2 separate regions of the Mus musculus genome follow, and region 2 is linked to region 1. A link is a contact called in ENCODE Hi-C or POLR2A ChIA-PET data. All regions are on one chromosome and are shown on one strand. The core of a region is the stretch at or near the end of the contact, and the rest is flanking DNA. Distances in the headings are between cores, read along the strand shown. Region 1 overlaps A430093F15Rik (RIKEN cDNA A430093F15 gene). Region 2 holds the start of Cd6 (CD6 antigen).

The links. Hi-C counts contacts between places; a loop is a spot of excess contacts on that map. ChIA-PET counts read pairs that join two places held with the same protein, here RNA polymerase II (POLR2A).
Region 2: a loop to region 1 is called in a map of T-helper 1 cell, with 2.1 times the contacts of the local background. The contact joins the promoter of Cd6 here to the enhancer-like site in region 1. A Hi-C loop is called at or near these places in 2 of 37 maps with a recorded cell type or tissue (T-helper 1 cell and left cerebral cortex). POLR2A ChIA-PET finds 5 or more read pairs at or near these places in 1 of 5 experiments (Patski).

Annotation. Positions count from the first base shown.
Region 1 is chr19:10,781,847-10,786,625 of GRCm38, reverse strand. It overlaps A430093F15Rik (RIKEN cDNA A430093F15 gene), which reads right to left. Exons shown (of 4, transcript NR_027805.1): 2 at 3,545-4,779; 3 at 1,281-1,393; 4 at 583-1,208. Among named protein-coding and RNA genes, the nearest start is that of A430093F15Rik, 43 kb to the right of the region's middle. Within about 2 kb of position 1,649, at least 1 of the 3 ENCODE cell types and tissues checked has a DNase peak (open chromatin) inside an H3K27ac peak, as active enhancers do.
Region 2 is chr19:10,828,439-10,833,577 of GRCm38, reverse strand. It overlaps Cd6 (CD6 antigen), which reads left to right and starts at 3,520. Exons shown (of 13, transcript NM_009852.3): 1 at 3,520-3,770. The coding sequence starts at 3,722.

The sequences.
Region 1 (4,779 bases), core at 400-2,899:
CACGGTGACCCCCTTTGTGACATGACCTCAATGGCCACCCTTTACTCTCCCAGACCTGTGGCCCCACCTCTGGCTAGAATCCTAACCCCTAAACTTGGCTCTATGCCTCCTGCCTCGGCCCTCAGTCCTTTCACCTCTCTGTAGCTTGAAGCGGCAGGAGGGACCAGTTATAGACACAGACATTCAACAGGGAGACCTGTACCGGGCAGGACTATTGACCCTTCAGCCAACTCTCACGGGGCTTAGGGTCAGCCTTGTACACACATTCACACACACATACACACACACACACACACACACACACACACACACACACACACACGATGGGGACAGCCAGTGCAGAGCCACCACAGCCAGGTTGCCCTGTTAATGGGAGCTGCAAAGGCTCTGGCAGTAGGGAGCTCCCTAGGGAGGATGACAGACGTGACACTTGCTCTGGGCCCTACCCTGTGAAGACCCTGAGTGACTTTGCCATTGATTCAAAGCACTTCCTTGGCCCATTTCCCCCCATGTGTCTTCAAGATTTTATCTGTGAACTGCTTGCTCCTCTGGCTCCCTTACTAGATTTTCCTTAAACTCATTGTGTAGAAAATAAAATAAAAATAAATTTATTTTCAATGGGATCTTTGACATTTTACAAAGCATCCAACATGTGTTTCTTGAAAGACAAAATACAAAGACTCAGGGGCAGCCTCCTCTCAGAGGGGCCTGAGAGAGGCAGCCATGGTGCTAGGGTTTTCCTTTACTAAGAAGGCATTGATGGGCAGGCACAAACAGAGTGAGGTTTACAAGTCAAGTAACAGGATGCAATCAGGGTCAAGTTTCATGCTCTGAACGTATGCCGGAGTCTGTAAAGAAATAGTCTTGCTTTTAGGAAACACACCAGTTATCCCAACACTCAGGAGCCTGAGGCAGGAGGATGAGAGGTTCATGATCATACTTAACTATATAGTGAGTTCAAGGCCAGCCCAAGCAAACTCACAGGCATTGCTTTTCCACTAGAGACCTGTCCAGTGGCTGTAGGTTCTAGAACTTCATTTCAGGAGCACTCGGCACGTGTGGAGTCCAGGCACCTAGAAGATAGGGACTGTGTCCTTGGGAAAAGCATCCTTGGTGTGGAACTGTCTCCAGCCGAACTGGCCTCTCTGAATCCCACATTCCTGGGGTCCCAGAAGTTTAGGGTGTCGGCCTCAGGGCTAGATGGAGAGCTGAAGAGGAAGCAAGAAAACCATCAGCTCAGAGGCCAAGGGGGCAGCCCCAACCTCCTCTCACACACATACCATCCAAGGAAACTGAGCTTTGAGAGTCTGCCCTGACTCGTGGCTCCAGCTGGCTCCGATCCCTTCTGGCCGCCAGCGCAGCTTTCTCGCCATCTGCCTCGGGCCATATTTCCCTTTAAAAACAACTTTTATTTTAAATTATTTTAAGACTTTCATAGATGGCACAGAAAATTTCCCTACACCCTGGGCTCACTTTCCTGTTATGAGCCACTTGCGCAAGCAACATGAATTTATCACAATTAAGAGAATAGCAGTCAGGCGTGGCAGGACAAGCCTGTAATCCCAGCACTAGAGAGCTGAGGAGGGGGATGGAGACTTCAAGGCCAATAGCAATCAGCCTGATCTGTTTTTCCAATCCCTTCACCAAGAGTCTGGGTCCAAAACCTAGGGATGACTGGCATCTTCAACCTGTGCCAATGGCACACACTGCCAGTCACCATGACAGATGCTGACCTTGTATGTCTGCCTGAAGTGGCTTCCGACAGCTGTCTCCACTGTGAAGCTACAGTTTACCAGTCCTGTTTGCTTTTTTTGGGAGGGGTGGGGGTGGGAGTGAGAGGAGAGAAGGGGAGGGAAGCTTGGATCAGAAGGTAAAGTAAATAAATTAATTAATGAAGGAAGGAAAAAGATACATATGAGACACTAAGTGCACAGTCTGGATTTAGGAGATTTCGCCCCATTACAGCAGAGTCCCCTGTGAAGGAGAGGCAGGCTGATACCCTGCTCCACAGTGGCTGCATCTCAATTACCCAAATCTGCAGGTGAAAGGCCTGCTGCCCACCACCTTCCTAAGTGCGCTTGGAGAACACTGCTCTACAAGGACCAATGGAGACACAAAGATGCTAATTCAGGTAGTCAGAGCAGAGAAACCCGCTGATGACCAAACTCAGTGAAAGTTGAGCATGAGCCAGTAGCCAGCTCAGAAAAATGCCCTCGCACAGCCCTGAGGCACCCTCATCACCCACAAGGAAGGGGTGGGATAGAGAACTAGACTAGCCTCCATGTGGGGCTGCCCAGGACCATCTGGCCCACGTGACCTCCAAGGCATCTACCCTACTGTGTGTGCAGCCAGGGAAGGTCTTAGGTTAATTGTCTCTCTTTGTTTAAGAAGCAGGCTTGTTTCTTCCTTTGACATGTCTTTCTATAAATAGGCTACCCTTCTTCTACCTGAACATCTGTGTCCCACAAAGGTTTTTCAAACGTCACAGATGAGTGTCACTGCCTTTTTTCACTCCTGCTCCAAATTAAAACAAGAACCCATTGTCATCATCCCCCAGCTCCAACACCTCCCTGCCCCCTTCTTAATTTGAAGCTCGCTGACATCACCCTCGGGTGTCCTTCTCCAGGCTGTAGGCACTCAGGCCCCGCCAGAGCTCTGAGTAACACATCTGACCAGGCAGGTCCCCAAGTTCATCACTTTTTAATTAAGCAACATGAACTAATTAAAAGTAATTAGAAGTGAGGCTTCAAAGGAGCAGAGTGAGACACATAAGCTACTGTCCCAAAAGCAGAGAGAAACAGGGGAGGACAACAGACAGGCTCTCACTATGAAGCCCAGGCTAACTCTAACTCATGACCTTCCTGTCTCTGCCTTCAAAGTGCTGGGATGGCAAGCCTGGACTACCACGGCCAGCTGAGAAATGGTTTTTGTACTAAACTCATATAGAACAGAAGCCAAAGCCACCCCTCTGCTCCCACATTCTTCACAGTCTTCATTGAGTTTGCAAATATGTCACCTGTTCATGTTCAAGGGCTCCTCGTTCTTCTGTTCTCTAACTTGCTCGTGTAACAACCCTCAGTGGCAGTCATAGCTATTAGCCCCAGAAAGACTCAAACCCAGCCCAGACTGAGTCTGAGACTTCCTCTCTTACCACTGTCAGCCTCTCTTCCCGCTCAGGCGCCAAGGGTGTGGCAAGACAATGAACCCCTCTAATAAACCCATTCAAGGACATCTGATTTCCCCCCACCAGGACAGTGCCCACACAAAAAACAGAAAGCAAAGCTTTATGTGTCTGCAACAGTTTTATCGTCACCATCTTAGCAGCCACCCCCTCCAGGATCTGGATCTATAGATGCAGTGCACCTCTGGTCTGAGAGGCTTCCTTGGGGGAGGGGAGTTACAAAGGGACCTTTGGCAACATCTCAAGCACTCAAGGGAAGAGTGCTCATTGGCCCATAACCTTAGTGGCCCAGCCCTCACTTCCAGGAGTGACTGAGGGACAGAGCTCCCATAGGGGCTTCGGATCTACCAGACCCAACTGTACCTCAGCATCAGCAGAAACCATTACCAAGAGGCTCAGCCAGCAGAGATGCAGTGTCCTAAGGAGAGGCTTTGCAACACATCACCCTCTCCTCTCTCTAGAGGAGCGGCTGAGGCCCAAGGATTGCTGGCAAATTCCAGGACTTTGCCCAGCTTTGGAGACGAAGTCACTGATGCTGAGAGAGTCTCACTGGCCATAGCTGAGACATGAGTCCACAGTATAGACTTTCCCCTCTTTAAGGCCTCCAACTGGCAATCCAGAGGCCAGTCAATCTCTAGATGAGCATTTGTCTGGCAATGCTGAGGGTGAACCCATGACCCACACACATCCGGGAAGCGCCCTGCCACTGAGCTATAAGTTCAACCTTTCCTTCATTTTAAAAATTTTATGTTTTTGGAGTCAAGAGTCTCACTAAGTTGCCCTGGTTGACCACGGAGTGGGTGACAGACATATGTGCCAGTCCTCAAGTCTTGTACCAGGGTGGGGCTGGCAGGGTATAGCACCCTTCCAGTTTGCTGTGTCTGGCTTCCTTGAGGCTGCTACAGGTCCAGGAAGTTTGTAACCTGAGAAGGGGCCACGGAAGGCATCCAGGGACACCTCAGGGTGTTTGTAAGTGAACACATGGACTCATACAAACTTTCATCTGTCGGCTACAAACGCTGAAACTGAAGGCTCTGGAAGAGCTCCTTCCCAAAATGTCCACAGCCAACGCCAATGCCTACTGAGGGGCCATTAGTCCCTGCTCCGTCTTCAGTAAGAGGCCTGCCTTCTCTAGAGTTGGTTTAAAAGATGGCTTCTCCTGGGAGATGCTGGTCACGCATACCTGAACACAAACTGCTTTCTTAGAGTTCTTAAACTCTTAGCTGAATCACAGCACAGAGACTATGTTATCCAAACAATGCACTTTTGCGGGTTTGGCTATTGGTCAGGAGCCAGGCAAGGGGACTAAAAAATACCTTAGGATTTGATAGCTACAGTCACTGTAGCTATCAAACTCTGCAGCTCTACCATAAAAAGCCATGTCCGAGCTCCATGCACTAACACTTGTGCCTACCCAATTTATCTAAAAAACTAAAAACTAAAAAAAGAAAAAATGAATTCTGAGTCACTGGGGCCTGACCATCATCAGTGTGTCTTCTTTTCGCGCTGTGTGGAAGGTGGAAGGTGCTTCTGGAGGCCCCATGCCCCTGGTCTCCAGCACTGACTGACAGTAAGTTGCACACAGGCCCCCACATTGT
Region 2 (5,139 bases), core at 2,271-4,770, 45 kb before region 1:
CTTGCCTACAGCCTAATCTTATGGAATCTTTATCAGCTGAGGCTCCCTCCCCTCAGATGGCTGTAGCTTCTATTGAATTGACATAAAAGTACTAAGCACTTCAGAATGCTGTGCTCAGTGGCTACATCTAGGCAAGCTCCTGACTCTCTCTCTGTTCTGGAACTTTTCCATTGAACTGTCTGGATTTGTTTTTCTTTTTAAAGAATGTCATGTTTGGGGACTGAAGACATTGAGAGGGTTAGGAGTGCTCGTTGCTCTTGCAAAAGACTGGAATTCAGTTCCCAGCACCCATGCAGGAGACTCACGGCTTCCTGTAACTCTAGCTAGCTTTAGGGCATCCAAAGCCTTCTTCAGGCCTTCAAGGGCACCTGCACCCATGAGCTTCTCTTCTCTTCTCTTTCTCTCTCTCTCTCTCTCTCTCTCTCTCTCTCTCTCTCTCTCTCCCTCTCTCTCTCTCCCTTTCCCTCTCCTTCCCTCCCTCTCCTCCCCTCTCACACACACAAATAATAAAATAAGATAAATCTTCAAGAAAAGAATGCTAAATTTACTTGGACCCATAACTGTTCACACTGAAGAAACTGTCAGGCAGTGTTTTGAATGGGAAAATAGCAAGCCTGTCACATCAAGGGAAACAACTGGTGGTCGTTGTTGCTACTGATGGAACTGGAGCTTTTAAGTGAAAACTCTGAGTTTTAGAAAACCCTGCCACCATGATATAGACAGATTCCCAGCAATTGAAGTTCCTGGACGGGGTCAGAGATATAGTGACTTTGATTTCCTGATATTGTGCAATAAAGTGCATTGATATTTGATAGAGGTAAATAATTCTTAATTTGGCGAACCAGTCTGTTCCAGATGACCCATGCATGTTAGTACAAAACTGTAAGTGGGGAAAGACATATTTAAAGCACAGGATGGGTGACTGGGTTTCAATGTTAGTCTCTGTGAAGCTATGATGGTGTTAAATTCCACATCATGATTCACCTTCAGCAACCCTGTCTTAAATATGCATGTAAGTATGTATGTATGTATATGTATATATGCATACACACACACACACACACACATATATACATACACACACACATGGAATGGGGTGTGCACATGCCATGACACAATGCACGGAGTTGGACTACTTCTGTGGGCTTTAAAACCCATTCCTTTGTCATTTTGCTGGGCCAAGTTCATGGAGAGATAGTGAAAATGCCTGCATTACTCAAGTACAGAGAGCCACTGGTGTCCCTTGAAAATCAAGAGCCAAAGGTCTTGGTTCTAAGAGTTAAAAATAAACAATGACCTCACTGACTTGAGCATCCAACTGGACACATCCTCTAGCTTCCTGCTCTGAGCTTCACGCCCACGAAGCATGAGTGGCTTGGTCCTTCTAGCCACAATAACACTCACCCTCTGCTGTCCTGCCTTGAGGTACCCAGTTCCTGTACCAGGAGCACCTACCCCTGTACCTCCCTCTGCCACTGAAACCAGCCCTTTCTTTCTATTCCGTCTTTTTCTTTTGTCTTTGGGGAAGAATCCCTTTCCACTCTGGTTTTGGAGCCACTAATTTTTTTTTTTTTTTTTTTTTTTTTTTTTAGTGCGTGTCTGTGTGGGTGAATGTGTGGAGGTCAGACGTCAGAGGGAGATTTGCAGAAGTCAGTTTCCTCCTTCTACCATGTGACATGGGTCCGTGGGTCCCAAGGATTGAACTCAGTCCATCACACTTGGCACCAAGCACCTTTACCCACGGAGCCATCTCACTCTTGAGAATGTATGCTTCTTGAAAGCAGGGAAGTTGTTTCATCTCTTTTCTTCCCTTGGAGTGACACTCCCAAGCCTCCAGAGATGAGTGGAGTGGAATCTGGAAGCCCGACAAAACTGCCTATGCCCCGGGGCCCTTTGTGTTGCCAGACACTCTTCACTAGAGGGCGCCCTCAGCCGGTACCAGGACAGAGTCCTGTCCCTCTCTCCCTCTGAGATGGGCGGGGTCTCACTGTGGGAGGAGCCTGATTCACTATGGCTTCCCAATTTGCCACATCAGATATCCCCCTCAGCTGGTGGGACACTCCTACTAGTGGGAGAAATCCTCTCCATTACACAAGTGGAGAAATGAAAACAAGCTAGAATGGAGGAAGTGGAGTACCAAAAAATGTTGTATGAGGCATGGCTGGAATCTGGAACCAGTCTCTTTCTAGACTCTAGGGTTCTGCTTAGAGACAAATTATCCATTCCCACATTCTCTCAACAAAACCTATTTAACACCTACTATGTGTTACGAGGGGGGGCTCATTGGTGAGCTAAATGCACAGTCTACTTTCTAGCCTGGTTCAGCACGCCTAGGCAGCCTGGTCCTTCCCGCTCTAGCCCTTTCCTCCCGAATCTTTTCCTTCCCCAGCAGCCTCCCTGCACAGCCATCTGCTGAAACTCCGCTTGCCCTCTTGCCCAGGACACAAACAGCGAGCAGTCCTCAAAGATGGGATCCAGATTCTTTGGCACCTCTGTGCAACTCCCACCTGGGTTGGGGCACGTGGAGGTGGGGGGGAGTCCTTCTCTGAGACCCCCTATTCTTTGGGGTTTCCTTTGGAAAAGCTTAGGCCCTTGCTACGTGCACCCCAGGACTGGGGAAATGGTTCAGTAGTTTGCCAAAGAAGCATGAGAAGCAGAGCTCAGACTGTCAGGACCTACACAAAAGCCCTGCAGGTATGGCAGCCTCCTGAGATCCCAGCACTTAGGAGGCAGAGATGGGGACCTCCAGCGTAAGCTGGCGAGCTAAACTTGTGGAATCAGGAGCTCTAGATACAGTGAGAGACCCAACCTCGATAAATAACAGAGAACAATTGAATTGAAGAAGACTACTCTGACATCAGCTTCAAACTTACATACACACACACACAGACACACACACACACGCACAAATATACACACACATAGATACACACATTCATACATGTGCATATACACTACGCATACCATATGCTCACACACACACTTGCACACACATGCACACACATGCACATACTTTCTCTCACAAACATACACACACATGAATGAACACACACACACACATATTCACACACATACATATATACACATACACGCACACACACTACACACGGCACACCTGACATACCCCTCGATACACACACGCAAAAGAAGAGTCCATCAAGACTCTGTCCTCCTGCCTCTTAGTCACCACATTCCCAAGGACAACACAAACCTTGGAATGCAACCCCATGAGAGCTGGATTCTGTGGGAGGGGCAGCAGGGGCGCATTAATTCACTCTTCTAGCACCAGTTACTAGAGCATCTCTGGGAATGAGCTGTCTCTTTGTGTCCAGGAAAGAAGGCACAGCCTCTTTGTCTTTCTTGGAAGACCCTCAGGGATGCGTTCATTGGACATGGCCTCTGTGATTCTTAGGGTTCACTTTGGTTGGTGGGCTTATGGAAGGTAGCTTGGCTCCCCCACCCCAACAGCCCTGTAACAGCACCCCTGTTACAACAGCCTGGCTTCCTGGAGACCAAAACCACAAGCAGAAGGTAGAGGCGTGAGACACTCACAGGCTGGGCCTGTGTGTAGGAGAGAGAGTGCGCAGCACACAGGGCACTGAGAACAAGAACAGAAAGGGCACCACGGGTGAGACAAGCCATCGGTGGCACAACCGTCTCCCGGAACCAGGATGGCACTTCCTATGGGCAGGCGTGAGTAGCAGTGGAGACAGCACCAGACATGTGGCTCTTCCTTGGGATCGCTGGATTGCTGACAGCAGTTCTCTCAGGTAGATCTCTTCTGTCACCTCCTACAGCTCGTGCTAGGGGACCCGGGTTCTGTCTGCTTGGCCCCTTGCTAGCTGTTTCCTCATGGCCACCTTTGTAGAGCCTTTTAACCTAAGACCATCCTGGTGTGACAACAGCTTGGGGCTTGAGGTGACGCAGGGACCCCTTAAAGGGCCGGATGATGCTCTCATCATAAAAGGCCTCCTGGGAGTGAGGTGAACGAACCTCATGCCTGACTTGGGGCCTAGGTCTGAGGAAGGAGCTCCCCACGCATCCATAGGTGCAGGAAGCACCCGCTTCTCCCACCTTCTTACCATCTCACAGGAAGGAAGGAACGACTCCTTTGAGAGGGAGGACCAGCCAGCATCAGTATTTTCCATGTTAAGTCCCAGAGTGGGGTTCACCAGGACCAGAGACAGAATCCAGGGAGACCCAGGGGACTTCACTCTTAGTGACTTCGGTTCAACCTCTTGGATGAATTTGAGACACAAATGATCAAGAAGGCTTTTGAGTTCCTGAGCTGCTAAGTGCTGAAGTAGTCTTGCATAGTCTGGACTAGGGTTCTGGAGCAAAGGCCCAAGGTCGCCAGATACTTGATAGAGTGCACAGGCCAAGCTAGCAGAAACAGGCAATACACAGAGACTCAGGAATCCCTGTACATGGCAGGCATTCACATTTCAGGGTAGGAAGATGGTATAGAAACAGACTTAGGGTCTAAGGAGTTAGGTCTGCCTTACAGAAGGGGAGCCCAGGCAGAGGGATGGGGACATAAAGCTGGTCAGAGGTTATGAGCACTCGGGGAGTTCTGAAGTGTCTTCTTTCTGTCTGGATCTTCAGGCATTTCATCCAAGTCCCCTGGTGTTAATTGGCATGTGTTTTGCCCAGTAGAGGCCTGGGCTTTTGCTGTCCTTTCTTGACCAGCTGTTTCCAAAGCACTGGCTCTCGGAGCTCAGCCTCCTTCTACTCAGGCCGACGGCAAGGCCTTCTGCTTCTTCCTATCCATCAGTGCCACCACCTCTGCCTCTCTTAAGAGGCCTGACACAAGATCAGGCTTAAGTCCTAAAGGAAAAGGTCTGCTGACCGCTAAGACCGGGGCCCCAAACAAGCCAGCTCCTTCTCTTTCCACTGCTTCCCAGTATGGATGAGGGCTGGGGCTGAGCTGAGCACGGAGCCCTTTGGGCTGAAACTGAGAGGTCCTTGGTCTGAGATGATGGGTCCAGAGTGATGCCTATGGGAAGGTAAGACCTCAGCAGCAGGCGGGCTCCAGAGAGCCTACCCTTAGGTATGGGTTGCACCTGGCCCATGCACAGTATCAGTTCCCTCAGCTCCTTCCTGTCCCTGGGTTGATGTCAGTTGACCCGCTTTTAGTCA